Regions from separate parts of the Homo sapiens genome. Here region 2 is linked to region 1. A link is a loop called in an ENCODE intact Hi-C map of the cell type or tissue named here. Cell type or tissue: GM12878. All regions are shown on one strand. Links, peaks and the distances in the headings refer to the core of each region. The heading gives the core; the rest is flanking DNA.

Region 1 (15,341 bases), core at 3,934-7,933:
CATGATAGTGAATTCTCACGAGATCTGGTTGTTTGATAAGTGTGGTGCTCTCTTTCTCGCCTGCTACTATGTAAGACGTGGCTGCTTCCCCTTCCACCATGATTGTAAGTTTCCTGAGGCCTCCCCATCCATGCAGAACTGTGAGTCAATTAAACCTCCTTCCTTTATAGATCTCAGGTATTCTTTATAGCAGTGTGAAAACAGACTAATACAATCAGCACTTGCATCGGTAAACTGAGTAAAGCAGTTTACCCTCCCCATTGCGAGCAGGCATCATCCAATCCATTAAGGGCCTAAAAAGAACAAAAGGAGGAAAGAATTCGTCTCCCTGCCTGACTGCCTGAGCTGGGACATCAGTTTTCTCCTGCCCTCGGACTGGGACTTATACCACTGGCTCTCTTAGTTCTCAAGCCTTCAGACTTGGACTGGAAATACACCACTGGTTCTCCTGGGTCTCCAGCTTGCAGAGAGAAGATCATGGGACTTAGCCTTCATCTCCTACTACTCCCCCTACACACACACACACACACACACACACACACACACACACACACACTTTTCCAGCCACACCAGCCTCCTTTGCTGTAACAGGATACACCAAGCACACTCCCAACTTAAGACCTCCATACTGCTTCCCTCTGCCTACAACCCTCTTCTCCCAGATATCTGTATGGCTTGTTCCCCATTTCCTTCAGGTCTCTGCTCAAATAACACCTTATCACTGAGACTTCCCTGATCATCTAATAAAGTAGAAGTCCCTCTTCCCCACAGCACTCCTGACCCCCCTCACCCTATTTTTCCATAGCACAAACCATCACCTGACTTCTGTATTTACTTGTTAGCATCTATGTCTCATACGAAAAGTTGAGTTATTTGAAAACCAGGGCTTAATCTGATCGTTCACCACTATATTCAAACCATCAGAACTATGCAAGACACAGCAAATATTTGTTGAATAAATAAAGCCTAAGCTACCAAACTTGAGACCCATTCTCTTAAATGCCAAACCATACTGGCATCCCAGAAAATGACTTCTTTCATTAGGAGGGTGGGGGAACTAGAAGATCTAAGGTCACTTACAATTCTAGGACTATGATGCTATGACAAAGACATTAGGGCCTTAATAGTATGGTTTTCTTCTGCTGTTCTTTCCTCTCTTGCCACATTTTACTACTTTCCTTGAATAAGTAAGTGGTAAGCATTAGGCATGGATGAGATCATAGGTCCAGGAAGCCAGCTCCTCCTTGAGTCATCTCTAATCCATTTCTCATGCTGTTACTGTTTGCTCTTTTTCCACAGATGCCATCTGACCCTGCAGTGGCTCCGTTGTCAGTGGAAAAATATAGTGCCAATAAAATCGGCATTGTAAACCTGTGACTTGACCAATAAATACAAAAGTCACCATAGTATTGTCATTAAATCTCTTAATGGATATAAGCAGTGAGTATATTGAAGTTATTTCACAAACAAAGACAAATTCACTGATTTACTGCTAACCACCCCAAGCAAAGTTAAGGGAAAGCATAAAACTAACCTTGCGGCTGGGCACGGTGGCTCACGCCTATAATCCCAGCACTTTGGGAGGCCGAGGCAGGTGGATCACGAGGTCAGGAGTTCAAGACCAGCCTGACCTACATAGTGAAACCCCAACTCAACTAAAAATACAAAAAAAATTAGTCAGGCCTGGTGGCACATGCCTGTAATCCCAGCTACTCCGGAGGCTGAGGCAGGAGAACCACTTGAACCCGGGAGGCGGAAGTTACAGTGAGCCGAGATTGTGCCACTGCACTCCAGCCTGGGCAACAGAGCAAGACTCCATCTCAAAAATAATAATAACAATAATAATAATAATAATAATAATAAAGAAAAAAACTAACCTTGCAAGCAAGCATATTTAGGTACCAGAAACCAACAGAATAATACAGTGCTTTGAACTGGCAGAACTTAGTTCGGCCCATTTAATAGTAGTAGAAGACGTGGGAATCTGGAGCTGGAGAATTTGAAAGCTTTGGGAAAGGTTGGCAGGTCTCATGACCAGAAGAGGGGACAGAGAATCATTCTGTGGCATTGGCCTTGAGTAAGATCCCTCATTATTTCTTGTGGTTCCAGAGAATTCTCAATAAAAGGAACTTAAAATGATACTAGACTAACATATCAAGCCAACAAGTAATTATATTATTATGTTCTTGGAAGTAAGCAAGTTCTTAAATATGTGGTACTTTGAAACACCCTTTCATCTGAATCTTTTATATCCACCATAAATGTGCTCATCTATTTACTGTCAAAGTTGTATTGGCACTTTTTTTTCCCTGTTAAGTCCTAATTCTAGATATTTAGTTTAAATATTTCAAAGCCACACTTTGAACAAATCCAAAAGAGACATTTCTCTCTATCCTAACTGCTAATCTCTGAGTATCTCAGAATAGCAGTGAGGTTGTAATTACCTATATAACCACCTTTTTATAAAAGGCTAGTGAGGAAGCCAGTCAAATCATTATAGGCTTTCCTTTCTCTGAAATCTTTTTGAAGAACGTAACAGCTCAGCACACTGATGGATCTTAGGAAATAAAGGTAGGTATTGTCAACCCCTCCCTCCCTCCGTCTTACAGGCAAAGAAACTAAAGTCTAGAGAAGGCAAACAACTTGCCCCAAATCATACACCATCAAATGACAAAGCCTGAACTTGAGCCTGAGTCTTCTTATCTCCATATCTGCATTCTAACACACTATGCTATACTGCAAGGGAGAAACAGAGGTAGAAATAGGAAAGTGGCATTACTTTCTCCTAATGCAGGTAACAGTTAGAACCCAGGAAAGATCCACCACAGATTCATGCTTCATTTGAAAGTTACCAAACTGTGTGTGCACATACACATTGCAAATCCTCCCAAACTGTAAATGTCTCTGCTATGGTTTGGATATGGTTTGTTTATCCCCACCAAAATTCACATTGAAATTTCTTCCCCAGTGTAGTAGTGTTGGGAGGTGGGACCTAGTTGGGGAATGGCTTGGTGCCACTCTCTAGGTAGTGGCTGAGTTCTTGCTGTGGCGAGAATGAATTAGTTCTTGCGGGAATGAATTCTTAATAGTTCCTGCCAGAGTGAGTTTTTAGAAAGCCAGGATGCCCCTTGGGTTTTGTCTCTTTTCACATGTCCACTTTCCCTTTGACCTTCTCTGCTGTGTTTTGACCTAGCATGAGACCTTCACCAGAAGCCAAGTAGATGTCAGCACCGTGCTTCTCTAACTTTCCACCTGCAAAACTGTGAGCTAAATAAACCTCTTTTCTTTATAAATTACCTAGCCTCTGTATTCTGTTATAGCAACACAAAATGGACTAAGACGGTCTCCCAAACCAACTGTGGGCTTTTCTTAAAGGTCACCCGACAGGCCCCAAGGGAAAGAACGGCTTGGTCTAAAATGTTTTATATTTCCTCTCACTTTTTAAACATTGGAAAATCCATTTGGCTCCAAGAAATGAATAGTAAAAGGAGTTCTAACTACCTAGAGCCAATAGAACGTAATGGAAAAAAGGCAAGAATATGGCTGGACTTTATTTTCTTTTTGCTTAGCACATCCTGTATTTAATCTGAAAGGTAAATAGGCCATGCCCAACATACCGACTCTTTTCAGGTGAAATTATCTAAGTTATAAAAACAAGCAACAACTGTGTTTTCACTATTCCTTAATTCACGGCTGACAGAAATCACTTCTAAAATAAATCAGAAGCAAATATTGTACACAAGGGAGCAAACTCACAAATTTCCATTACTTTGATAACTGACTTGTGAATTTATTTCGCTTGAATTAACATTATGTGGCATTATCTGAAAGAACGCATTGCAAACCCAGAAAAGGAAAGTTAGAATTTTCATATTTGGGTTATTTAAATATACAGGCAAAAGAGAGGAAGGGAGAGACAGATACTCTTTGCATGTCATAAACAGACAAACATCCCTGAGATATTTAACCTTCAAAATAGAACAAGTAATTATGCTACATCTTTTTCTCTGTAACCCCAAGACATCAACCTCTTTGGATCTGTAATACACCTCATGTTCTATGACGTCAGTCATGCCAGTAAGAACTATGCCCAATTTTTCCTGTATATGCAGCTTCTCTTGCTTTATATTACACTTTATTCTGCATATTAAAACTGAGCAAACAGTCTAGCAGAAACCATCTTCACAGCTAGAACATCCTTTAACAAGAACCTAGATAATATTGATGGCTTATTTGAGACAACATCTACCACATTCCTTTCCCTGGATGTTATTTAAATCAAGAATTACCTACATGAAATAATTTAAAGCAGTGTTCCTCAGAGCACTGGTTGTGGGCAATAGATGTTCCACTCAAAAGGGTGGCACGGTCAAAGGGAAATGCTTCATCAGAAGAAGCTAAACAAGATTCCCCTGCTTTCCCTTTAACCACAAGATTTCACAGAGCCTCTAATATGCAAATGTGCCTTACATCCCTCTAAGAAAGGAACAGAAGAACATTGCAGTTCCCAAGCTAATTTGACCATGGAACATTTCATTCAAGGATATCTCTGTTTCCCAGAGCTGGTGGTCCGTGGAACACACTTGGGGCATCTATTTAAAGGCCAGGTCTCTCTAAAGATAAGGAAATAACTGATTAACATTCAATGGTCAAGTCAGATACTCCACATCTGTCCCTTCTGCATACCCAGAGTATACTGCACCCCCTATTTGAAGCACTGTGAAGGATCCTAGCACCTTCATTTTACACAGGAGAAATCAGAGGCCCAAAGAGATTAATCATGTGCCCAATTACACAGCTGAGTTGGGGTAGAGTTGGAATTGGAGTGTGGTGATCTTGGAAACAACAACAAAAAAAGCTAGGCTCACAGCAAAATGGCCAGGGATGCCTCTTACAGAAGACAGGACAATGACAGAATATTGTTAAAGCTTTATTAAATCCAAGAAAATATACCAGTATAGATCCTCTTGTAGTTCATAAGCATGATGATTGGCTTCTCCCAGTCACATGAGATATGCCTCCCTCAAACCTGGTTACACCATAAGCACATTATCCATCTAACATGAAAAGAAAAAATATATACATTACATATACCAGTATATACCGGCATAACATCAAATCTAGCAGGAAGATCATTACATGTGGATACTCCCTGGGGCAGGGGGGTGGTTCTCAGTAAAACCATTTTAAATATATGGTAGGCACAAGCAATTGGGAGATGTCATCCAATTCTGTTTAAAAGTAGAAGTCAGTAGTATGTGGCATATGAAAAAGTTACAAATTTCTTTTCAGCCTCGAAAATACAAAACATTTGATACTGAATACAGATGCAAATTAAAGTCTGGGAAGTATTAGACACATTTTAAGTCATTTTTTTAAAAACAAGAAATAAATCTCTAACCAAAAGAAAGTTAGAGGAGTATTTCAGGTGAATCTGATTCAAATTACAATTTTACAGACACTAATGTAATCATACACCGCTTACTATTTTGGCAGCTCACAGGTAACAGGTAACAGGATGCCAGGGAAAGTTAATGTTTCTAGGTGCAAAAGGATCCAAAATTGAGGGATACCAAAAAACATTCAGCCATTTGACTCTCTGCTTTTGAGCACTCCCTAACAATGAGGAAGTGTGAATCTAGATGACTGAAAAAGCTAACTGTACTAACTCCTACCCTCAAATTGCTGAAAGAGAAATGAGAAGCAGCCATGCTGTTTTGAATCAGGAACTAAAATCTACTGAAACAATAACAGGACAGTGTTAGCTCCCTGAGAAGATGAAATACAACCTTCACCATGTATTATTTCCCCAATGTTGACGCACACGCTTAAATTCTGCACTGTTAAATGTCATAGCAAAAATTGAATTCTTTTAAACAGCAGTAACCCTCAGTGAAATATTTGCATACTGATTTTCACCACATGTTGCTTCTGACTCATTTGTTTCAAGGATTAGCAAGGGTCTGCAGCAAGGGTGAGAAAGTCAGAGAAATAATTGTTTTGAAGGACAGCCTTCAGAAACAAAGCAAGACCAAAGGAAACTGAAGTTGCTCTGAGATGACAAGGCCATTTCCTCACTTCCTATAAAGCAACACACACTAACAACAAGAGGAAGGAGAGGCAGCACAAACATCACTCCTCAGCAAGGCCTACTTCTGATCCCCCTACCTAAAACAGCAACATCCTCTAAGCCCTGAACTCCTACACAACGTTCTTATATAGAATATAAGCTCCTAAAAGCAAGAAACTTCGCTGGGTTTTGTTTCCTTAACTGATAAATCCTCGTGCCTAGAACCATTCCTGGGACATAGTTCCTGCTCAACAGATATTTGTTGATTAAATGAACAATGCTATTCTGTGTCATCACTGAAGCCTACAGGAACTCAATCTATTTCCTACCTTTATACCTTAACCGACCAACCTTCAAGGAAAAGTGGCAGTAAAGGTCACAGGTGTTGATACCAGGTGTCACACTAAAAGAGATAAGCCCACTTCTGCAGGTCTATAGGGCTCTCATTAAGTGGAATAAGAAGGATTCAGCATACTGTGAAAACAGCATAAAAGGAGCTATGACAAAGTACAATTTATATCATGTACATTGTAGAAGATGAACAAGTATATGAATGAAAATTCAGTACATAAAGTAAATTACTACCTGACTTCTCCATCATTTAAAATACCTGGTGAGTTTCTTATAGGTGGTAGTTAACTACAGCATGTTAAATTTTTTTTTTTTTTTTTGAGACAGAGTCTCGCTCTGTCGCCCAGGCTGGAGTGCAGTGGCCTGATCTCGGCTCACTGCAAGCTCTGCCTCCCAGGTTCACGCCATTCTCCTGCCTCCGCCTCCCGAGTAGCTGGGACTACAGGCGCCCGCCACCAAGCCCAGCTAATTTCTTTTGTATTTTTAGTAGAGACGGGGTTTTACCATGTTAGCTAGGATGGTCTCGATCTTCTGACCTTGTGATCCGCCCGCCTCGGCCTCCCAAAGTGCTGGGATTACAGGTGTGAGGCAACGCACCTGGCCAGCATGTTAAAATTTTTCTATTCTGTTCCATAGTTTGAACCTTAACAGAAAGACTATTTATTCAACCAATAATTAAATTTCAAACATAAATTATACTCAGCTAAAACAAGTAAACCCAGGATTTACCATTTAAGATACTATTTGGAAATAGGTTCAAATATGAAATGCTTTCCAAAGCAGGATCATATTGTAGCACACTCTGGTTTCTCAGTAAACCACAGAAATATATCCTACTTTTATGATTTTTCCCTTTGTATTTTCTCATAGTGAAAGCATCAAGGAAAACTCACAGCTGTGCAAAAGATGCACTGGCATTCCTGGAGTGTGGTCATCTTGTCCAGAGACTGCTCACACAGGCAGAGTTTGCAAGTGATGAGGGGGGCCGGAGCCAGGTCTCCAGGAGTGGGATTTTCAGCAGTCATGGCGAGATAGTGGAGCCTACCAGCTGAGCCCATCAGCCTGTCTTCAGCATTCTTCAGTCTCCTCAATCCCTATAGAAAGGTCCAAAGCAGAAAATATTATATGGATTGATAAAGCTATTGTTTAGCCAACACGTCTGGAGGCCAGCTGATCAAATTCTCACCCTCAGTTATCCCAAAACTTACAGCTAATGCATTTCTGGGAACGACGGGCTAGAGAGTGGTTCACCTACCTCGGCAAGGTATCCCTGAAGTCCTGAAATGTAAGCTGACCTCACTGTCCTGATTCACATCATATGAGCTATGGAAATTAAAAGACCACTATGGTGGGGTGGGAATGGGGAGATGTTGGTCAAGCTTACAAAGTTTCATTTAGATGAGATGAATAAGTTCTGGGGAGCTCTCACGCAGCTTGGTGACTAGAGTTAGTAATAATACACTGTATACTTGAAAATGGCCAAGAGTAGATTTTAAATGATCTCACCACACACACACAAAGAAAAATGTGAAGTGATGATGTTCATTAGCTTGATTTAAGCATTTATATACATAGAGCAAAACATCACATTGTATACTGCAAATGTAATTTGTCAATTATACCTTAATGAAGGTCAGGGGCGGGAAATATCACTATGAGCAAACATATTTAGGAGTTGCATCACTACAATCAATTCAACAGACTCAAAAAGTACTTAAAATAGAATGTCATTCAAAAAGTTAAACAAAGAGGTAACATATGATCCAGCAATCGGGTATATACCCAAAAGAACTGAAAGCAGGGTCTCAAAGAGATATTTGTACACCCATATTCATAGCAACATTATTCACAATAGCCAAACAGTGGAGGCAACCCAAGTGTCCATCAGCAGAAGAATGAGGCTGGGCGCAGTGGCTCATGCCTGTAATCCCAGCACTGTGGGAGGCCGAGGCAGGTGGATTGCTTGAGGTCAGGAGTTCAAGACCAGCCTGGCCAACATGGTGAAACCTCGTCTCTACTAAAAATACAAAATTACAAAAAATACAAAAATACAAAATTAGCCAGGCACAGTGGCACATCTGTAATCCCAGCTACTCAGGAGGCTGAGGCGGGAGAATCACTTGAACCCAGGAGGCAGAGGTTGCAGTGAGTCAAGATTGCGTCACCACACTCCAGCCTGGGTGACAGAATGAAACGTCTCAAAAAATAAAAAATTAAAAAGACAGAAGAACAAACAAAATGTGGTCTATATATACAGTGGAATAAAAAGAAATAAAATTCTGACACATGCTACAACATGGATGAACCTTGAAGACATCATGCTAACTGAAATAAACCAGACAGAAAATCAAATATTGTATGATTCCACTTAAATGAGGTACCTAGAGTAGTCAATTCTGAGAGACAAAAAGAAGAATAGAGGTTACCAGGGGCTGGTGGGAGGGGGAAATGAAGAGTTACTGTTTGTGGGGTTTTTTTTTCCTAGAGAAAGGGTCTCTCTCTGTTGCCCAGGCTCGAGTGTGGTGGCACAATCATAGCTCACTGCAGCCTCGAACTCCTGGACTGACATGACCCTCCCGACTCCACCTCCCGAGTCAGGGTATGCTTCCTCACCTGGCATGTTCAACGGGTACAGAGTTTCTGCTTGGGATGATGAAATAATTGTTTTCCCCATTTTATAGATTAATTGTGATACTGATAAGTTAGGTAATCTGCCAAAGTTCTCAGAGCTTGTACATGGCAGAGCAGAAGACAATCCTCAGCCTTCTGAGGCCACCAAGCCCAGTGCCAGATCCATTACACCAGAGCTGCCTTGTGTGGATATCACATGGACAGACGAAGCAGAGAAAAGAAGGAGGAAGGGGGACAGAAAGAGGAAAAGAGAGTTGAAGTCCATGACTACAGCTATCCTTAAGGTCCCTGAAGCTGCACAGAAACAAAATTTGTCTCCCCACACAGCATGACCATGGGAAAAGACATCTTTAGACTGAAAAATAAAAACTACAGCCAAAGTTCTTCTACTAGATTGTTTTTATTCTGAATCTTTATCTTTAAAAGAGACTAAATAATTGTGAAAATAATTTCTCCACATATTCATATTTTATATCACATCTGGAAATTTCATGTTCTGGTTAAACAAAAGCAAAATCCTATAGTTCTTACTATTTTTAAAGAGTGGCCAATTCTAATAAATTCTGCCATAGAAATAATTGCAAATACACCTCCCCCTACAAGAACCAAGCTCTTTTCCTCTTAATTTTCAGACAAAAGAAATTACATGTAATCATTTGCTACCTACTCCCAACAATAGCTTAAGTCTCAATATGTAAGTACAAAAGTACTAAAACAAGTAGGGGAAAATCAAATTCGATTAGATAGAAAAGGAAAAAAATAAATGAGATATTTGCTTGTCAATCTGTCCACATCCACTTTCTTAATGTCATACCAGAAAGTCAACGATTACTAACTCGAGCAACCTGAAGCATTCAAGGTTTTTCACCTACTCCCAGTACTCAGTACCAGAAAACCTGATTCAAAATAATTAAATAGGAAGCTAACTAATGGTTAGTTTCCATGTGGAAGACATGGTTTTTTTCTCAGCAAATGCCGGATAAAGTTCAAGACACAGCGTTATTCCATTAACTACTGAGGAGCTGTCATCCAAGAGCAAATTAAATTCAAATAGACCTGCACGTCAAATTCAGGATTTTGAGTTTTTGTAAAAAATCTCTCTTTATGATAAACATACGGGTAAAAATGAATGACTTTACCTTTTCCTTCCTCCCAGTTCATGCTTAAACAACTGTCATCAGCTTGCGTCTCCAGTACTCCCGGGCTCATGGCACACAGTCCCACCAACTTCCCATCTGTTGTCTTCTCACCTGTACATTCTCAACGCTGCTTCACTGCTTATGCAATCTATTCTGAATTATCTTTCTTTCAAGAGAAATCCCAAGTAAAACAACAAGAAGAAACGTAGGTAGTAAATGCTTCCTGAGTAGGAGAAAAAGGGTAATGACACAGGCCAGAACCATCCCACACCCCAAATGTCAAATACACTTAGCCATGTGGAGAAAGCTGGTGTGAATAGCCAATCCTGTTGTTCTGACCTAGCAAGAGATCTAGGTACTCTTCGAGAAATCCAAGTATTTCTCAGTCTTACTCTATATTATTTTTTTAGAAGGAAATATTAAACAGGCCAAAGTTTTAATGTACTCTTGAAAAACAAAGACATAATTGGGATACCTCTTAGAAATTAATTGGATACTCTTGAAAGACATATTGGATTCCTCTAATAATACCTCAATTATTATCCATAATGGAATACCTATAATTAGATATTTCTTAGAAATAGTCTTCTTTTGAAGGTAGAACTAAAAATTGTGGTAATCAAGACCATGTGAAACATAATTGTCTCTTACTATAAACAGTACGTAAGTTTTTACTCCTTAAAACTAAGGAGTTACATGCCTATAGGCTATGAAGTCAAAGTTATAAAAAACATATGTAATTTTTATAATAGAAAAACCTTTACATAGCAGAGATGCATTTTGTTTTTTAAAAAATTCCAAGCATTCCAAAAAGGCAGGACTTATGACTCAGTGACATAGAGGAAAAAAGTTACATATTTCATCTCCTTGAGATGTGAACAATCCAAAATGATTCTTCAAAAAGTGATTTATTTTTCTGTGTACAATAACACCAATTCCCTAAAGCAATGGCTCTCAGACATTTTTCAAGCAATGAGCTTTCAAAAACAAAAATCTTAGTCAAACCACCACTGTATAAAAGAGATTCAGGTAGACAAGTGCCAGCACCCAATAGTGGGTGTCCAGAGCCAGTCCCCTTGACCTTCCCCACTCAGCAGCCCCCCAGGCACCATTGCAGAAGCCTAAACCTGCACCATGCACAGACTAAAAACCAACCCTTTCGTTTCTCACTTTGGGCAAAACCAACAATGGATAGTTAAAAAAATGAATGAAATGCAGTGAGCACTTCATTTAAAAAAAAAAAAGAATATCAAACAAGAAATCCTTTCACCATTGATTCATTGCAAAATGAGCTCTTCAATCAGTAAACAGGAGAATCCTGAAAGCCTCTAATGAATTTCCCCACACCTGAGATGCCTGTGAATGGCTCCAAGGTTTCCTTGCATTTCTTCCTTTGTGTCATATTACTATTCACCGGTCTTCACAGCATGAAACCCCCAATAGTAGAGCCTCAGGAAGCTCAGGGCATTTGATAACACACTCCCAGCTCCTCCTGTCCCTCCCATTGGGCCACAACTTCACAGGGGCACAAGCAATTCACATCCACTCCCCTCCAGGTTTCAAGAAAAGTCTTCATTCCAGAAAGAGGCTAACTCACTCCTACTGCCTCATACCTCACATTTCTATCAAAAATAAGAAAGTGACTTGAATTATCCACCCTACCACTTGATTTTAAAAGCTAACAATTATAATTACTTTTACAGTGATTATAGATGTGACTGTGCCTCTCACCGAGTGTCAAGAACCCCTTGTGAAAAGAATTTTGGCAGAGAATGCAAGGGGCACCTTGAAATCTGACAGCTGCCTTTCAAGTTTAGGCATTCTAAGGTTGGTAGCAGGTATCACTTGCTTATATATACCTAATCATAGAACAAGACAGATTGGTTGGGCCATGTAAGGAAGGAAAGCCATTCTGAAACGTCTGAGTTTGCACTAAATTACCAGGAAAGGAGAACCAGCAGTTCTACCTGCTCTATGTGTCTCTTGCACTATAAAGTGTTCATTATATGAGAAGCAAGTACTATCTGATAGGAAAGAATGGAAAGTCGCCTTTCCCCTCGTGTCTTGTCATTAGAATTGTCAAAGAAGGGAATACTTCAGCACAGAATGTATAAGGAATTTTCATATTCTGCTGATGGCCTGAAAAAGCAATCTGCTCCAAAAATGCAAATGATGGGAGAGCCAACATTCAAAGCTTTTTTTTTTTTTTCTTGGTTGGGGGGTAGGGGACGGAGTATCACTCTGTCATCCACGCTAGAGTGCAGTGGCATGATCTCAGCTCACTGCAACCTCCACCTCCCGGGTTCAACCAATTCTCCTGCCTCAGCGTTCCAAGTAGATGGGATTTCAGGTGCCCACCACCACGCCGGGCTAATTTTTGTATTTTTAGTAGAGACGAGGTTTCACCATATTGACCAGGCTGGTCTTGAACTCCTGACCTCATGATCCGCCCACCTCGGCCTCCCAAAGTGCTGGGATTACAGGTGTAAGCCACCACACCCAGCTATTCAAAGTATTTTTAACCAATGTAGTTTATGTCTGTTTGATTATCCAAAATCAACACAGTTATTCCCTTACACAAAAAGATAGTGTAATTGGAAGGGATAATGTTTTATTAGGATACTTACCCTAATTATTATTAGGACACTTATCCCTAATTATTTTGGAATTTTTACTTTATTATGCAGAAACTTTAAAATTTGGAGAAACTGCTAAAGCACAACTAAGGAGACTAAGAGAAATAGAAAGCTACTAAAATGAATCAGCTAGATATTACTGATGCCACAGGATATTAATGTAAATAAAAATCCAGTTGATCTGCACTGAGGTCTTAATTCCAAGCTATGCTATGAAATTCTAAGAGTTACTCAAGTACAGGGGACAAACAGAAGAGGAGACATATGTATACTCTCAATGTGTTTATATGCCTTTGTGAGACATCGAGTCATCACTGTGAAGTAGCTAGAATAACAGATATGAATGCATAAATATGGGAGGGAGGTAGCAAAGGGGAAAGTTTTTGAGAAGGGTGGGTGGTGATGAAGAAAGGCTGAAGTGTTGCCTTGTAAAATGGAGACATATTCTCGGGAAGCTAATATTCTAATAAAGCAGAAAAAAAGAGCAGCAATCTAAAGGTCCCATCCTTGCCTTGTTAGGAAAGCTATCCCCATATCAGCTAAGAACACACCAGGCAACCAGTTTCCACTCAATGCAATCTGAAAATCAGCATTATGTTGATCTTGGTACTTCTGCCCAATAGAGTAGTTTGGTTAGCTACTGGTTCCTTTTCCTAACAGAAACTATTAGTGAACCCAATGGTACTAATTGAGTCTAGTAAAGTGCTGAGCATTATCAGCCATTAGCTGAAGTTCTACCCTAAATACAATCCAAATACAATGGCAGGGTGACCTGCTGGCTGGTAGCAGTAGCAACAGCAATGAAGGAAGCAAGGGCTTATGGTAGACCTCCTTTGTGGCCAGTGTTGTAGCTCTACTCTCCGCTTGCATCTCCAACCAGCTCTCTGGTCATTCAAGGACAAGATGAACCAGCGTACATTCTTTCAATCAGAAAAACAGTTCTAATGCATGCCCTAACCTAAGAGGACATGAACAAATGGAAACATAGGCTGCCCCTCTCGTAGTCAGGGAACTGCAATTACTTAAATAAACTGTATATCTATTAATTACTTTTTTTTTTTTTTTTTGAGATGGAGTCTCACTCTGTCTCCAGGCTGGAGTGCAGTGGCGCGATCTCGGCTCGCTGCAAGCTCTGCCTCCTGGGTTCACACCATTCTCCTGCCTCAGGCTCCCTAGTAGCTGGGACTACAGGTGCCCGCCATCACGCCCAGCTAATTTTTTGTATTTTTTAGTAGAGACGGGGTTTCACCATGTTAGCCAGGATGGTCTTGATCTCCTGACCTCATGATCTGCCCTTTTTAAAAGAATAATGCTCAAACTCAATGAGTACATACATGATATTACACATAAGTTGTCATTATTTGAAAAAATGAAATAGATTAGAAAATATCCTCTAGCATAAACAAACCCAGGAAATATTTAGGTCTTAGATGTAAGAAAGTAAATATTCACCTATTCAGGCTCTGTGAGGTGGCAGTATTGTATCACTGTGCCTCCTGTGGTAGAGAAGAGGACTTCTGTTTTCTCGCCACTGTTTCATGGCTTAAAGTGCTCAAAAAGCACTTTATTTAGTCTATAATTTCTTAGTTTTAACATCGTCATTTCAACAGTTTCTAGGATGGCAATGAGATCACAACTTTGTAACTTGGAGACTATTAACCTTCTAAAAATGGAACTGATATGCAAATATAGCCCTATTAACCTTTTTGTGGGTTAAAAAAAAAAAGTAGGCACTTCATCAGGAAGGAGAAGCATCTTAAAGTATTAGCAAGAACTGTTTTCCAAACAATCTCTTTGCTGCTTGAAATTAGGTTATGAATAAAGTCTGTTACAACTAATTTAGTGAGATCTAATATTTTTTCTTACAAAATATATATTGGTGCTGATGTCCAAGCATGGCCAACAATGTACATGACGTTGTGATAAGCTAACTCCAAATCCTACAGAGGACAGAACATCTGGCACATCGTTTTTTTTTTGAGACGGAGTCTCGCTCTGTCGCCCAGGCTGCAGTGCAGTGGTGCTATCTCAGCTTGCTGCAAGCTCTGCCTCCTGGGTTCACGCCATTCTCCTGCCTCAGCCTCCCAAGTAGCTGGGACTACAGGCACCTGCCACCACACCTAATTTTTTTTTTTTTTTTTTTTTTTTTTTAGTAGAGATGGGGTTTCACCATGTTAGCCAGGATGGTCTCGATCTCCTGACCTCCGTGATCCTCCCGCGTCGGCCTCCCAAAGTGCTGGGATTACAGGCGTAAGTCACCGCGCCTGGCCCTTGGCACATCTAGTTTTAACATTTGCAAACTGCTGCTCCTTTTTTTTTGAGATGGAGTCTGGCTCTGTCCCCCAGGCTGGAGTGCAGTGGCCCGATCTCGGCTCACTGCAAGCTCCGCCTCCTGGGTTCACGCCATCCTCCTGCCTCAGCCTCCCGAGTAGCTGGGACTACAGGCGCCCACCACCACGCTTGGCTAATTTTTTTGTATTTTTAGTAGAGATGTGGTTTCACCGTGTTTGCCAG
Region 2 (15,341 bases), core at 6,190-10,189, 86 kb before region 1:
TGCCAAAACCTTGATCTTGGACTTCCTTAGCCTTCAGAACTGGGAAAAATAAAATTACTATTGTTTCAGCCATTTTGTTATGCAGGCTGTGCAGACTAAGACACCAAGATGCAGAAGTCATGGTCCTTCAATTAAGTTATTTACCAAGACCTTCAGTCGGTGCTATAGTGCATGGGTTGTCTTGAGCCCTGAGTTTAATCCACACCACAAAGAAGTTCAGATAAAACCCAAGGGTTACAGGTTACTCAGTAGAGTTTTTTCAGATAAACAGACCTCTGGTGCTTCCTCATTCCTCTCTCTGGTTTCCAACACAGATGTTCCTTCACAGACCATGAGGCAGGTCTGAGTTCCTCGGACTCTTCTGACCATTCAGTTTTTCTCTCATGGTCTGCAGCACACCATTTAGCACTAAATTACATGCCATCCTGTAATGATGGACTTTCCCCCTTTTTTTTTCATTTATATTCTCCCTGAAGCTCAATTATAAGCACCTAAAGTGCAGAGAGCATATCTCGTATTTTTTCAGCCTCCACAAAAACCTGGCACAATGCTTAGTATATAATAAGGAATCAGTAAATGTTTGATTTATTGGTCAAGTATAGAGTAACAGGTTTTGTGAGCAGGTATAGAGCAGCAACTTGTTACAATCCTCATTTGCGCCGTGGAAATGCCTGCCATCTTTTACCATCAGGATAAAGAGCGTTTCTCTTAGCGCCACATCTAATAGTGATCATTGCTTCTATCTGCCCGGCACGTCATAGCACACAAAGTTGCTTCAAAAAGATTGTGCCTGCAGGTTCCTTCCCACAAATCTGGGAAGCATGATATTCAGATGGGGTCCCCTTTATAGACCATAAAGCCCAGCTCATCAAACACCACCTCTCTCCCCAACCCTCTTCAACACTATGTGGGATGGCACCAGGGACCACCAACTCTAGCAAAAAATTCAGTGGATGAAGTTTAAAATTGCTGATTTAAAAAGCAGAAGTCTTAAGGGGGAAATCTATATAACCTAACCTAGATAATGGAAAATTTTTTAAAAAGCAGACATGATCAACTTTCTCACATTCGAAATTCCTCTATGATTGTGTACACATTAGAGAATATAGTTTAGCTGTTCCTTTAAAAAGAAAATTGATGTAATACTTTAACAGGAATGAGCAACTGCTTTTCCAACCTTTTGCATCTAAAAATAGTCTATGCCCCACAGTAGGGGTAGGACCAGGGAGCCCTCCTCAAGCGTTAACCTGCCTGATATGCACACACCCTCAGAGCTGTGTCTGTGCGAATGTCGTCCACAGATTAGGGCTACACTAGCGCCCTTCGTTCTCAGGAACGTGAAGATGTAGCATATATTATGGGATGTAACCCTACACACAAGTAGAGTGAAAGGCTCTTGGAGATCATAGAACCAAACAGCCTTTATGGGAAAAATAAGTCATAAAATGTTAACCTTGGGTCCTTAGCCAGAGAAATGAATGCAAAAGAGGAAAGACGCTGTGAAAATTCCTTTGTCCAAAAGTGCAAACAAATCTCCAATCTGTTACACCCAAAGAATGCTTTTACTGTGCAGACGACCCCCAACCTGCAGAATCAGGATCAGCATTTTATTTTTTTATGAACTAATAGATCAAATTACTTCAATAGAAGTCAGAGCACTACCCACTTACTTAACATAAGACTTGCTTCATTTAATTCCACATATTAAAATGTGAAGATTTATATACAACTGCACTGGGTCTTCCTTTAAAATGTATTTCTTACTACAGTGGTGGACAAAAAAGTTTGAGAAGTCTTGCCCTAGCAGCAGCAAGATTGTTGGAGGGGTAGTACTGTTTGCACTTCCTCCTTTCCTGGTATTAGCACAATGAAAGAATAGCATTGTTTGTTTTCTGATAGAGCATCTCTCTCCCCAGGGCAGCTGAGCAGGTAGTAAGTCTTGGATTCTGGCCTGCAAATAATGGCTGCATCGTTGCTGAGTAGATGAGCCTTAGGCAAGTTACTTAACCACTCAGGTCTCAGTTTCTTCATTGTTGTATAGGGACGCCACCTATTTCATTCAGGACACAGTGGAGACTAAGGATTGCCTCTAAAGTACCTAGCACAGTGCCTGGTGAATAAAGTTCTTCAAGAAATGTGACTTTCTGCCCTGTCCACATTCCACACCCCACCCCTCGTCTTCTGTAGGACTTGTGGGTTGGCACCTGCATTTCTCCACTTTTCTTAGGCTGGGCTTTGTTGACTGTGAAAATTCCTCATAATACTCCAACCCAATCATCTCTAGAGGCAGTCGCTGAATCAAAATCAGGCAAGCATATAATTTAGTCCAGTTTTCAGAAATGCATGTCTCAAAAAATATATAAAGCAAGACTTCATGAAGGCCTGTTCTTTCATGGCTTGCACAGAATAGAGGCCTAAGAGAAAGGCTTTGATAGATGAATGGTTTCAGGATCTCCAGGGTCTCTGAAAAACATCAGTGTCATATTTAAAGCGATAAAACCAACTTCTGTATCTCCTCCATCTTACTTCACATTCCTTGTGATCAGGGGGTTTCCACAGCACCCGGGAAAGACTCTTGATAAATATTAACTAAGGAAAGACAGACCAGGAAAAACTCTTACTTTTCTCCTGTCCTGGCACAGTCATTTAACTGTGAAAGGTCAGAGGAGCCTTTGTGTTTAGTCTGTTCTTGGGGAACCCCCCCATCCCCAAAGAGGAGCAGCCCTTCTTTAGCCTGTCTCAGACTCTCAGTCAGGTGTTAAACTTTTCTAAACATGGAAGAGCAACTGTCCCAATTCCAATACCCTGAGAGAAGCAAGTTATTCATGGGGGGCTCTCTGCCATGCCACCCAACCCAGCAGTGTTTATGTGGGGACGTTTACTCTCAGAACATTCTAGTGCCTTGTCTATCTCTCACTGTTGCCATCTTGCTCTTGCACTCCCTCTTACTCCATCTTTCTACCCAGTTCAGTTCTTTCCTGCATCTCTCCTATGTCTCTAGTCAGAATACCTTCACTTGTCTTTCTATCTTGTTTATACCTTTCTTAGAGCACTTACTACAGTTTGATTTGTGTAACATTTACTTTAAAAGATGCCCGTCTTCCACCATAGACCGTGAGCACCTTGGGAATATGGACTGTGTCTTGTTTTACCACCTCCCCTGACCTTCATCCATAGCACAATGCCCCACCCATAGTGAACATTCAACAGAGGATGCTGAACTAGATTGAACAGAATCCCTACTACTTCATTTGTTCATTTGTATCTAAAACCAAGTCTCAGGGAACTCTTTTTTTGCCATAATATCAGGAGAGAGGTTGTTGTTGTTGTTGTTGTTGTTGTTGTTGTTTTGAGATGGAGTTTCACTCTTGTTGCCCAGGCTGGAGTGCAATGACTCGATTTCGGCTTACTGCAACCTCTGCCTCCTGGGTTCAAGTGATTCTCCTGCCTCAGCCTTGCAAGTAGCTGGGGTCACAGGGGCCTGCCACCACACCTGGCTGATTTTTATTTATTTTTTTAATTTTTAGTAGAGACAGAGTTTCACCATGTTGGCCAGGCTCGTCTCAAACTCCTGACTTCAGGTGATCCACCCGCCTCGGCCTCCTAAAGTGCTGGGATTACAGGGGTGAGCCACCGCACCCGGCCAAGAGACAGCATTGTTAATAGACAAGAAAGAAGGATCCAGAGAAGTAAGGAAGGTAGAGAGTAGAAAAAAGCTTTCTTCTCCAACATTCATAGCTGTCTTTCGTATTTCTTTGTATGCCACATCTGCCTATTTGCCTAATGCTGCACTACCAATTCAGCTATGGCTTGGGGACTGGTTTTACCTGAAAAGCAACTAACTCAGTCTGAAAGTTTCAAAGACTTCCTGGATCTAATGAGAATGTCACTGCATTTCAATTTAGAATCCTTTCTGCCATATCTCTAAGCATTTTCTAACTAAAGAACCAATCTCTCTTAAATAATGTGTTCCTTTGGCTCCCACCCACAATTCTTTCCGTTCAGGCCTTTAGAGGCGTGCTGAGCTGAGCCCCTGTGGAGGGGGATGGTGTCCTGCAAAGCCATAACTGCCCACACTGCTATGTGAGCATCTATCCACCGCTCCCCCAGTGGTCATTCAACCTGTGCGGCTGCTACTGTCACCAGTGTAACGCATGATGTTTCCTGGGAAGCAATGCTGGGAGCCCTTTTGCAGTGGCTGGAACAATATTCCCAACATACGTTCCCATGGCCAGAACAATGCCGAGGCTCCTTCCAATTCTCCTTCTCCCTCTGCGGGTTTGGTGATTGCTCTTTGTGGGGCCTGGCTGAGTCACAGATGGACACAGTGTTCTGTGCCCTCACCGCCAGGATGCCTAAGGCATTTGCATATGGTGAATCCCCCAGCCAGGATATTTACAAAAGCCGAAGAGAGGCATTTTTCTCCTTCAGAACTGACAATGGCTTTGATGCCTAGAATATGTTCCATTAGCAACAGAAGCCAAAAAAGGTTAGACAGAAAAGTTTCCCTCACAGTGGTTTCCACCCAGTAGTATTTGAAAAGACTGAGTAGCCAGGGCCTCTGGGGCTACGTCTGAATTCTATCTGGCCTGGGCTCTTCACTTATCCTTCAGACCATCAGTATACCCATGGACCATGGGTATAAACTGGTTACAGACCTTGCATAGACTCTACCATGACTTGAGCAACTAGAATACTGTCTGGAGACTGTCACCTTTATTCGGGTTCTTCCCATTCAGCATATCTGGAAAAATAAACAAGACACCCCAGATTCCCATGTCCGTGCCCTCAAAAGGAAATGCAGGGAAATGTTATTTATTTGTCATGATCTGTGGCCTTACCATGCACACAGCTCCTGAAATAGAAGACCAGCATCATTCTGGTTGATTCACTCTCCCCCATATCCAGCAGGTTCATTCTATCTAAATGGCTCTCTTACTCTTCTTCTCTTGTTCATACCCACCATCATATGCTACATCCAGTTAATTATATCAGGTTCATTGCTTTTCTCCCTACTTCTCCCTCAACCTCCTTCCACAAAACTATCAACATAATTTTTCTCACACGTAAGTTTCATCTCGTCACTACCTTGCTCAAACTTTAGCAATGCCCTAGTTATCTTGGAGATAAAAGCTGATTTCTTCAAGTCACTTCAGGATTTGGTCCTCTCCTACCTGTCCATCCATCCTTACATCCCCCCTACTCTTTATACTCCAGTGATTCTAAACAACTTTGGACTAAGCAAACTTGCTGGACTCTTGCATACCTCCAAAGATGTTCCTCTCCCTAGAATGCATCTACTCCCTGGTCTGTTCCCAGTCTTCAGGACTGCCAAATATTCAGTTGACTTGCCCAGTTTCATTCGGCTTCCCACTCACCAGCCAGGACACGTTAGTCCATTTTTTATCTGTGCTCTGTTTCTTCAATTGGCCAAGGTCAGCAAAAGTTTGAGGAGGATTTAGTTCATTTTCCCTATTCCACCATCCCAAGCAAGAAAACCTTAAGGAGCACCCCATAGGGTGGAATCTGACAATGAAGATGACCAAGTGATAGGCAGAACAAGGAGGCAGAAAGGAACTGGATTCTTGGTGACTTTGGGTGCCTGAGTCAAGCTTGCCTGGAGCCTACTCTATATCAAGACTTTTCTGTTTCATCAGCCAACAACTTCCCTGTATTGTTTAAGCTTGTTTGAACTGGGTTTTCTATCTCTTGCAACCCAGAGGAGCTTATCTGATGCAACAGAAATTAATATTATTCTCTTTGAAAGACATAGATTTCCTTAAAATAAATGGTAAAATAATATAAACTTGCATGCACCAAAGGAGCTCAGTAAATGCACCACTGATTAGAGTCAGGGAGCTTGAATTCTACATGAAAATTTGCCTGCAGCTTCTTGAGGCCCTAACCTCTCATGCTTTATTCTTCTATCTGTAGATTGACTCTACTCCTACCAACTCATTCCTTAATGTATAACATAGTTGCTAGTTATAAAGTCTGGAAAGAGTTCTATTGTTCCTTTACATGTGCAGTTATTTAAAAACATTTATTATTTATTGAGCACTTACTATGTGCTTGGCAGTAGGTGTCAAACACAGAGAAAAACCTGAGATATGTTCTAGGCCAAAGTTTGGCAAACCGCAGCTCAGGGGCCAAATGTGGCCCCTCTCTTGTTTGCATAAATAAAGTTTTATTGAAACACAACCGTACTGACTCATTTATGTGTTGACTGGCTGCTTTCACACTACAACAGCACAGTTGGGTTGTAACCACAAAGACCGTATGGCCTACAAAGCCTTAAGTACCTACGATACAGCACTTTACAGAAAAAGTTTGCCAACCTCTGTTCTAGGCTATTTACCACAGCTAAATAAACCTCCCTTCCCTGAAAAACTGTAGCAAAGTATCTTTCACTCACTTTGGTGTAATGCAGACCCAAATGTCAAATTACTTCCCTAGAAAATAAGTATAGGAGGGAGAAAGAAAAAAATTTTAAACATAAATTCAAATGAGTACACTTTTAGTTTCCAGAATTAATTGGTACCACAGATAAGATTCAGGCCCTGTGAACCATCATTAAGGTCTTCCTTGAGAGAGGAGGGGCAGAAACTGTCCTAGCTGGTGTCAGTGAAAATCCAAGTGCAGGCAATATGACTCATTACAAAGAAAAGAGGTTCGCTTGGCTTTTTTTCTCCTTCATCCTTTCCCCTTGCACAGTTTACTTCTCAGAACAAGATTCTGGTTTCAGAAACTATAGGCAGAGACTAAGATAGATAGATAGATAGATAGATAGATAGATAGACAGACCAGCTTATTTCTAAGTATTAATGCAAAGGCTAAAATCTAGAAATTAGGTTTCTGATTTTTTTTGTATTGGTCTATGATGACTCACAGGTAAGCTTCTAGACTAAATAAACTGTTCAGAATAGTTCCCATTCCCATTGTGCATTCAAGGTTTTCATAAAGCTCTTTTGCAGTACCAGGAGGATTAACACCATAATCACTTACATTGTTATACCGTGGAGTGGAAATACCACAGGCCATTGAGGCCAACAGTTGCCTGTTTCAACTTGTTTTGCCACTTACAATGTGCGCAACACAGAAGAATGTATTTTTCTCCCTCTCCTCTGAAACGCAGTTTCCTTAAGAGTATGTGGAATATGAATCCTCGTTTTCTAGAGTTGTTAGGGAATTGGATGAGGTCACGTGGGAAAGCATCTAACACCGTTACAGGCACAGAGCTGTGTTTCCATAAACATGGTTTATTTCCTTCTCCCTATATCCTTCTGTATCTGAGCAAATGAAAAGCATGCCCTAGTCTGAACAAGAGAATCACAACTTCCTAATATTCAGAGTCTTTCCTGTGTTAAATGGAAAACAAAAGTTACAAGTTGAGAGATACAAAGAGATTTAATTGTGTTCCGGGACTTTCTCCTCATTACCTCAACTCCCAACCCCAAGATCAAAGATGAGAATAGGTTTCTATTTGTACATGAACAGAAAGCTGCAGGCATCAATCAGTAGTAACCACTAATGGAAACTTGGCCACTAGTACCCTCTCTGAGTCTGTCTGACACATTTGGATCTAATTGGCAGTCTGCTTTAGAACAGCCAAAAAATATATTGTCATACACATCATGGATCAAAACGGAGGCAAACTTGCTCACAGCCACAGGGTTTTGGTTGCCAAAATTAGGCAAGCAGGTCTGTGGGTTTTGTTTCAAACAGGTAAATGCTTGCTAGCTTATTTAGAGAAAACCTCTAAAAGATCCTGATTTAGCTAGTTTGGATCCAAAACATGAAGGGACAAGAAAAAGCATTCAGGGTGGCTGGCATCTTGGGTGGTCAGAAGGAGAGACCAACCTATTATTTTCATCCTGCCTCCAAGTAAATTGGAAATTAATTAATATTTTCTCTGGGCTTCTGAGTGACATAGGTTTTTCAGTAAGAGAAGTGCCCCAGGCCTAAGCTCGGAAATGTCAACTATACCTAAAAATAATTTAAAATTCACTATGTGTAGGACAAAATGAAATTTCTCCTTTTAATAAAAATCAACAAAAAGAATGTGTCAAGTCCAATATTACACAAAAATACTACAATATTACAAAATTACAAAAAATACTACAATATTACAAAACAATACACTTTATGGTCGAGCAGAAGGTAAATGATAAGTGTTCTCATTGAATACTGTTAATCTTTTTAGTGTCACAGCCCCCTAGAAATGGTGTACCCTCCTCCCAGAAAAATACATCACCATACAACTTTACATGCAATTTCAGTAATCAGTGGGCTTCCTGGGAACCTCCCATGAACCCCCTTGGGTACGATACTTCCTAGGTTAAAGATTCCTGTGTGAAATCTATCAAATGGAAGGACAAAGCCATTTACTAAATGATGACTTACCTTTCTAGGTCTGCTGTGAGTTCTATACAATTATGCCAGCCTTAGCCTATTCCCACCTGCAAGGACCTCCAGCTCACCAGTTCAACATTACTACCTTCATCTAATATCTTCCTACTCTCAGAACCCATTGGAATATCCATTATAGAGAACTAGGAGAGCCATGGCCCAAACTCTTAAATAATCTCAATATGAAATACTGAAAAAGAGGGAGTAAAAAACATTCAGATATGGGAATCATTAATCCAGTCAACAAATGTTTACGGAGCACCTATTATGTGATAGACCCTCTTCAAGCCCCCAGGGGTACCAACTGAACAAAACAGCTATAATATCTGCCTTCACAGAACTTATACCAGGTCCAAAACTTGGCCCACATCAAGTTGTCTAAACTTTGTAAGACTCAGTTTTCCCATAAAGAATGATTATAACTTGCATCTGATAAGTGGTGGTAAATAATGTTTTAAATGGTACTTAGCCCATAGTAGACGTTCAAATATATTATTACCACTGCTATGGGAAAAATAAGATTATGTGACAAGCATGAATTCTTCAGATTATGTATCACAGCAAAAAAGTCTTATACAATCTCCGTTCTCCAAAATCTCCACAAGCATTGAAAAGAATTCCAAAAAGGAGGTTTGGGCACAGTTCTATAGTTCTCCCAGCCTTTTTTGGATCACTGCTTCCGGAATGTTTTTTCAATATTAGTCATTAATCATCGTTGAGTTGCTTCTTAGTTACTATGGTTCCTTCAGCATGTATGTCACACTGTTTCTTTTTAAGGGCTACCATCTTCCCTCTTCTAACACATCAGTGTCTTGCCCCTACATTTCTAGAAAGTTCTCCTTAATCAAGTTGCCAACTGCAGATTTCCCACTTCCGGTTTTTCATCACTGAAATCTCCCATGTCACAATGTAGCTTTTAACATATAAGTGACTCCATACTATAACACATCACCTGCTAAATTTCCTCTAAACCAAGAAACAGAGAATCTGTAGAGCCAAAAGGCTTGAAATTTACTTGCCAGGAAATATACAATATCTTGATTACAGGGGGTAAGGATGTCTCATATCAGTATCATGCTAGACACCACATTTGGAAAGTGTTACATTCTGTGCAATACTTTGAGACGATGATCTTCAATCCTAAGGGGTTATAAAACCAATTCCAACTCTCAGCTACAAAAAACCCTGGGCTTCTTGGACTATCAAGAAGACTAAGGCAATAGCATATAGTGAGAAAGGAGGGACCAGAGAAAGAAAATGATGAGCAGAGTTACCATAGAAAGATTCAGTGAAAGGTTGGATTAGTTAACCAAGGAACCACAAATTTAGAATTCTCTAGATAGAAAACCACAAAATGCTATTGTTCTATCAAGGCAGAGAAAAAACACCTTGAAGCCAGACATGCTTCTAAATTTTAGACCTCAAGAGAAATGTCAAAATGAAAGTGTCAAAAGTTTCCTAAACAGATATTGCAAGTAAGAAAACCAGTAAACCATCAGTAAGACATCAGTAAGATGAACACTGAAATACGATGTGAACTTTCAAAGAGATGATTCATTTTAGAGAAAGTCACAAAAATTTATCCTGTTGTGTCAGTTATCAATTTACTTGCCTCGAGGCTCAAAATCTATCTTTCATATCCTGCTCTGTAAAATGCATATGGGTCTTTTACAATTTCTTTTCACCAGCTGGCACATGTTAAGCTTTGTTGGTGGAGGGAGGAGAGATATTGGAGGAGAAATGGTATTGTTCTCTTGGTGGTTCTTATACACTCCTCTTCTTAGGCTGCTACAGTACCCAATTTCTTCAGCACTAGGCTTCTGCCATCATGGCTTTGCCACCGACACCTAAAATAAACAGTTCCTATAGTGAAGAGCTCCTCTAGCACCTGGCCTCTGGCTCCAGCAGCCAGAAGCACTCAATGGCCAATACCTTCCCCAACAAACCCTCAGGTAACATTGCAATGAATTGCAAAGCACAGCATGTCCCTGTCAATGGCTTTCTCAGCACCTCAGAGGAAAGATTTCCTACAAGTTCATCAAGGTATTTCAGGGACTCCTCCACTATCTGGTGAGCCACAGCTATGCCCATTCCAATGAGGTATGTATCTTAGCCCTGAGAGAGAGGAAATCCTTTTCCTTGGGTGCTCTGTCTCAGTCCTATACATCATGGCTTCTCCTTGTATCTGCAGTTCCTAAATTCTTTAGAGTTCTCTTTACTTTTTACTAGCCAATCTCTTATCATTCTAATCCCACATGGATAGTTATTCTTCATATTAAACTTCCCTTATTCTAATGACTGTGTGGCTTTTATTTTCTGGTTGAATTCTGACTTATACACCTGAGAACCATCTGTGAAATTCCAGATGCAAAAAGGCCATTGTTTTAGAAAAGTAAAATGCTGTTTTTCCAGGTATAAATACCACAGAATGAATCTTTGTAGTCAAGATAGAAAATTCAAGCCACAATTATTTGGAATCTTTTTGGGGCCCACTCAAGGAAAACTGCTCACTCCCTCTTCTGTTCCAGGACTTCACTTAGAATAGACTATTATGCTTAGAACACTGTATTAAATTATTTGGTTGCATGTCTATCTCTTTATTTAGACATCAAAGCATAGCTCATGTTTCATTTGTCTTTGTACTCCATACACCCACCAAAGTTTTTAGTACACAGTAGGAGCTTCACAAACATTTTGTCCAAGATAAAACAAGTTAATTGTAGAAGTAATGTATTTTTTCTTTCCAAAGCCATATTGATATTTATCCTTTAAATTTTTCCAGTGATAGAGATTCCAGGACCCTCTATAATTAAAGTATCTCTGAGCTAAGGGACCTATTAAGTCTTTTCTATTATTAGTATTGAACTCTTTCTCTAGATTTGTTTAGGTTTATTCTTTCCTGTGACTACTATTACTGAAGTGTTCCTGGTAATCTATGAGAAATCATATTCTCTGCCTTGACCAGATGTTATATTTATCTTAGCATGAAAACTCTAAAGATTAATAATAGAGAAAACCACGTATGAAGGAGAAAGGACTTATGAGAACTCTGTACTATCTGCTCACAATATTAAATAAAATAAATGCTAAAGATTAAAAAATTACAGCAGTTAAAAAGAGAATGAAAGCTGTAATATTAATATCAAAGTTAAATTCAAGACAAAAAGCATTAAAAGGGACAAAGAAAGTAATTTTCTTGGCCAGGTACGGTGGCTCACGCCTGTAATCCCAGCACTTTGGGAGGCTGAGGCAGGTGGATCACCTGAGGTCAGGAGTTCGAGATCAGCCTGGCCAAGATGGTGAAACCCCGTCTCCACTAAAAATACAAAAAATTAGAACCCAATCTCTACTAAAAATACAAAAAATTAGCCAGGCATAGTGGTGCATGCCTTTAATCCCAGCTACTCAGGAGGCTGAGGCAGGATAATCACTTGAACCCAGGAGGCAGAGGTTGCAGTGAGCTGAGATTGTGCCATTGCACTCCAGCCTGGGCAACAAGAGCAAAACTCCATCTCAAAAAAAAAAAAAAAGAAAAGAAAAGAAAAGAAAGTAATTTTCTTTTTGCACAAGGTAGAATGTAAAATGTAGGTATGACAGTCCTGAACATACCTGCATCAAACAACAGAGCATGCATGTTTAATTATATAAAACAGAATTCCATTTCTGAATGGTAGGTCTGAAGAAATGTAAGTTTCTATTTTCTTTCTGATACCTCATTATAACTATAGTAGTAATTTTTAAAAGTATAAACCTCCAAAAATACAGAATAATGACATCATGCCATCAGTGGATTAAAGAGTTTAATAAATTGTTGGAATACAGAACACAGATGGAGAAACATTGACCAATGGATAAAGCAGAGCTAAGAAAGCAGCCGCTTTATATACAAACGAGGAGGGGAAGGTGCTGCTGCAATGAAGGGAATTAACTTACTTGGCTTCCTACTCCAAGCATACACAACAGAGATAAAGAGTGAGAACCAGATCTGAAAACAGGGGAATTTGTTGAAGGTCTATGCAAGGAACAGCCAACCACAGCTTCCTATCTGCCTCCTTCTCTTCTTCCAACAGAAGCTGAAACAAGGCATTTATTCCTAGGCCAAAAATAAATAAATAAATAAATAAATAAATAGTCTTTTCAAAAGAAAATCGATAAAATATCTGGAGGAAACTAGGGCAATTAGCATGGGTATTGGCGCATTAGAGAAAATCCCTCCTAACTGTGACACTCAGAGGGCTACTGTGTAAGGCATAAATTCCCTGTCCACTCAGCTCAAAGAGAAGTCTCTCAGTCAATAGAACCCAACTGTCTACACAGAGCTCCTGACCATTCAATTCACTCATTCTAAATATAACCAGACAACCAAGAGACATCAAACATTTCAATGAAGCCTGAAATACAAAAGAAAAGAACTGTGGAGAACCTTTTTGAAAAGTAAAATTCTTGTTCATATCTTTAGAGAAATTAGAGATTGCATCTATAACAGGATGCTATGGAAAAGGAGAATATGAAAATTAAAAAGAACTCCTGGAGATTAAAAACAGGATCACTAAGATACACAATAAAATAGAAGGGCTAAAAGGTAACAATAGATGAAGTCTGTCATAAAGGAGAACAAAATGACAAAGAAATGGAAAATGGGAGCGAAATGGCGAGACACATAAGATCAACTCGGAAAATTCAATATTTAATAGGGCTTTTAAAAAGAGAAAATGGAGGCAAAGAAATAATAAAAGGAGGTTTCCAGGGCTTATTAAGAAACTGTGTTTTCAAAAAAAAAAAAAAAAAAGAAACTGTGTTTTCAAATTGAAAAGATTTACCAGCTAATAAGCAGGATAAAGGAAAAGGGCTCACAGCTATAAACATTACTTTGAAAGTTAAGAACAGAGGAAAATCCCCTGCAAACAAACTAGATATTGAAAGATACAGAATTCATGTCTTTAGAATTCTTAGTATACAGTCTAAAATTCAATACTTAACTGAATAATTAATGAAATGTGAAAGAAGACAAAAAAAAAAATTTTTCACACAAGCAAGGACTCAGAACACTTGCCTCCCACACACATTTCAGTTAAGGATTTACTCCAGCAAAGTAAGGAAGGGGACAAACCAAGAAAAAAGAAAGAAAGAAAGACAGGATCCAGGGGACAGTCAACCAGAACCAGGAGCAGGGAAGGGAGGTCTCAGCATGACAGCTATGGAACTGACCATAGAGGTACAGATGGAGGCAGGAAGAAGGAGGGCTCTGGGCGGGAAGCCACTGGGGAAAGGGAAAATACCATTGACTAGATAGAATTTGAGAAGGGGAAGTGCCTGAATACATTATAAAATCGCAAGTGCAAAAAAAAAAAAAAAAAAAAAGATACGCAACACTCAGAGAAAAGCAAAAAGTTATACAAAAATTTTGGGTATCAATATAAAAGGAATTAACCAATAAGAACAGCACCTTGGGCAGGCATGGTAGCTCACTCCTGTAATCTCAGCACTTTGGGAGGACAAGGCGGACAGATCACTTTAGGCCAGGAGTTTGAGACCAGCCCGGCCAACATGGTGAAACCTTGACTCTACTAAAAGTACAAAAATTAGCTGAGCGTGGTGGTGCACTCCTGTAATCCCAGCTACTCTGGAGGCTGAGATTGCAGTGAGCTGAGATCATGCCACTACACTCCAGCCTGGGTGACAGAGAGAGACCATGTCTCAAAAAGAAAAAAAAAAAAAAAAGCACTTTAATGGATTCTGAAACAAAAAATAAATTTCAAGCAAATATAGAATAATCAGGAATTTTAAAAATTATAATGATCTAATACTAAAGATAAATGTTTCTTTTCTCAATTGGAAAAGGCAATCAGAAAATCCAGGATAAACAAAAAACTTCTTAACAAAGACATGGTCCAAAATACAGCATTTTGAACAATTAGTGAGAGTCAGAAATAACAATCTAGTTAAGGAAACATAATCATATCACACAGCTTGACTCTATAATGAGTGCTTGACTCTATAATGAGTATAGTTAAATGTTCATACAATGAAAATATTTCCTTTTAGAATCAGTTGACTATGTAAGTGTAAAGGATCAAATTATATTACAAGATAGAAAATAAGGCCAGGCGCAGTGGCTCATTCCTGTAATCCTAGCAATTTAGGAGGCCAAGGCGGGCGGATCACCTGAGGTCAGGAGTTTGAGACCAGCTGGCCAACATGGCAAAACCCTGTCTCTACAAAAAATACAAAAATTAGCTAGGCATGGTGGCAGGCACCTGCAATCCCAGCTACTTGGGAGTCTGAGGCAGGAGAATAGCTTGCACCTGGGAGGCAGAGGTCGAAATGAGCTGAGATCATGCCACTGCACTCCAGCCTGGGCAAGAGAGGGAGATTCCATCTCAAAAAAATAAAAAATAAATAAATACAATCTACTTTGATATGTATTGATAGTAATAAAAACAACAAACCCTCAATGAGCATTTACTATGTGCCAGACATCGAACTTAGAAACAACCCCTATTCCCAATTTACAGATAGAAAAAGAATAAAGCAGTAAGGTTACATAACTTGTCCAAGGTCACACAGACAGTAATGAGTGAGTGGGTCAAAAATAAGAATGGTCTGGCTCTTGAGGCAGAGTTCTCAGTTACTATACTATATACCCTACTCACTTCTATTTTTCAAGGCTTTTTTTTTCAAAGCAGCTTTAGGTTCGCAGAAAAATTGAAAGGAAGGTATATTAGTTTGTTCCCATGCTGCTAGTAAAGACACATCCAGAACTGGGTAACTTATAAAGGAAAGAAGTTTAATTGATTCACAGTTCCGCAGGCTGGGGAGGCCTCAAAATCATGGCAGAAAGTAAAGGGGAAGCAAGACATGTCTTACATGGCAGCAGGCAAGAGACAGCTTGGGCAGGGGAACTCCCATTTATAAAACCATCAGATCTCACG

Evidence for each region. A loop is a pair of places that touch in the nucleus more often than their neighbours do. Peaks named below come from ENCODE experiments on the same cell type or tissue, not always from the same donor. Only the 100,000 strongest peaks of a DNase experiment are listed, where the experiment ranks them.
Region 2: a loop joins it to region 1, with 2.3 times the contacts of the local background. A loop is called at or near these places in 3 of 110 quality-filtered maps.

What each region holds. Positions count from the first base shown.
Region 1 is chr6:18,391,673-18,407,013 of GRCh38, reverse strand. RNF144B (ring finger protein 144B) reads right to left here. Exons shown (of 8, transcript NM_182757.4): 2 at 7,315-7,515. The coding sequence starts at 7,479. LOC124901544 (small nucleolar RNA U13) reads left to right here and starts at 4,962; the gene lies at 4,962-5,063. RefSeq lists enhancers at 5,985-6,034, 6,145-6,244. In GM12878, for the core only: no CTCF peak of the experiment used is centred there; a DNase peak (open chromatin) is centred at 5,873; H3K4me3 peaks cover 448 bases; H3K27ac peaks cover 981 bases.
Region 2 is chr6:18,480,381-18,495,721 of GRCh38, reverse strand. No RefSeq gene overlaps it. Among named protein-coding and RNA genes, the nearest start is that of MIR548A1HG, 35 kb to the left of the region's middle. In GM12878, for the core only: no CTCF peak of the experiment used is centred there; no DNase peak of the experiment used is centred there.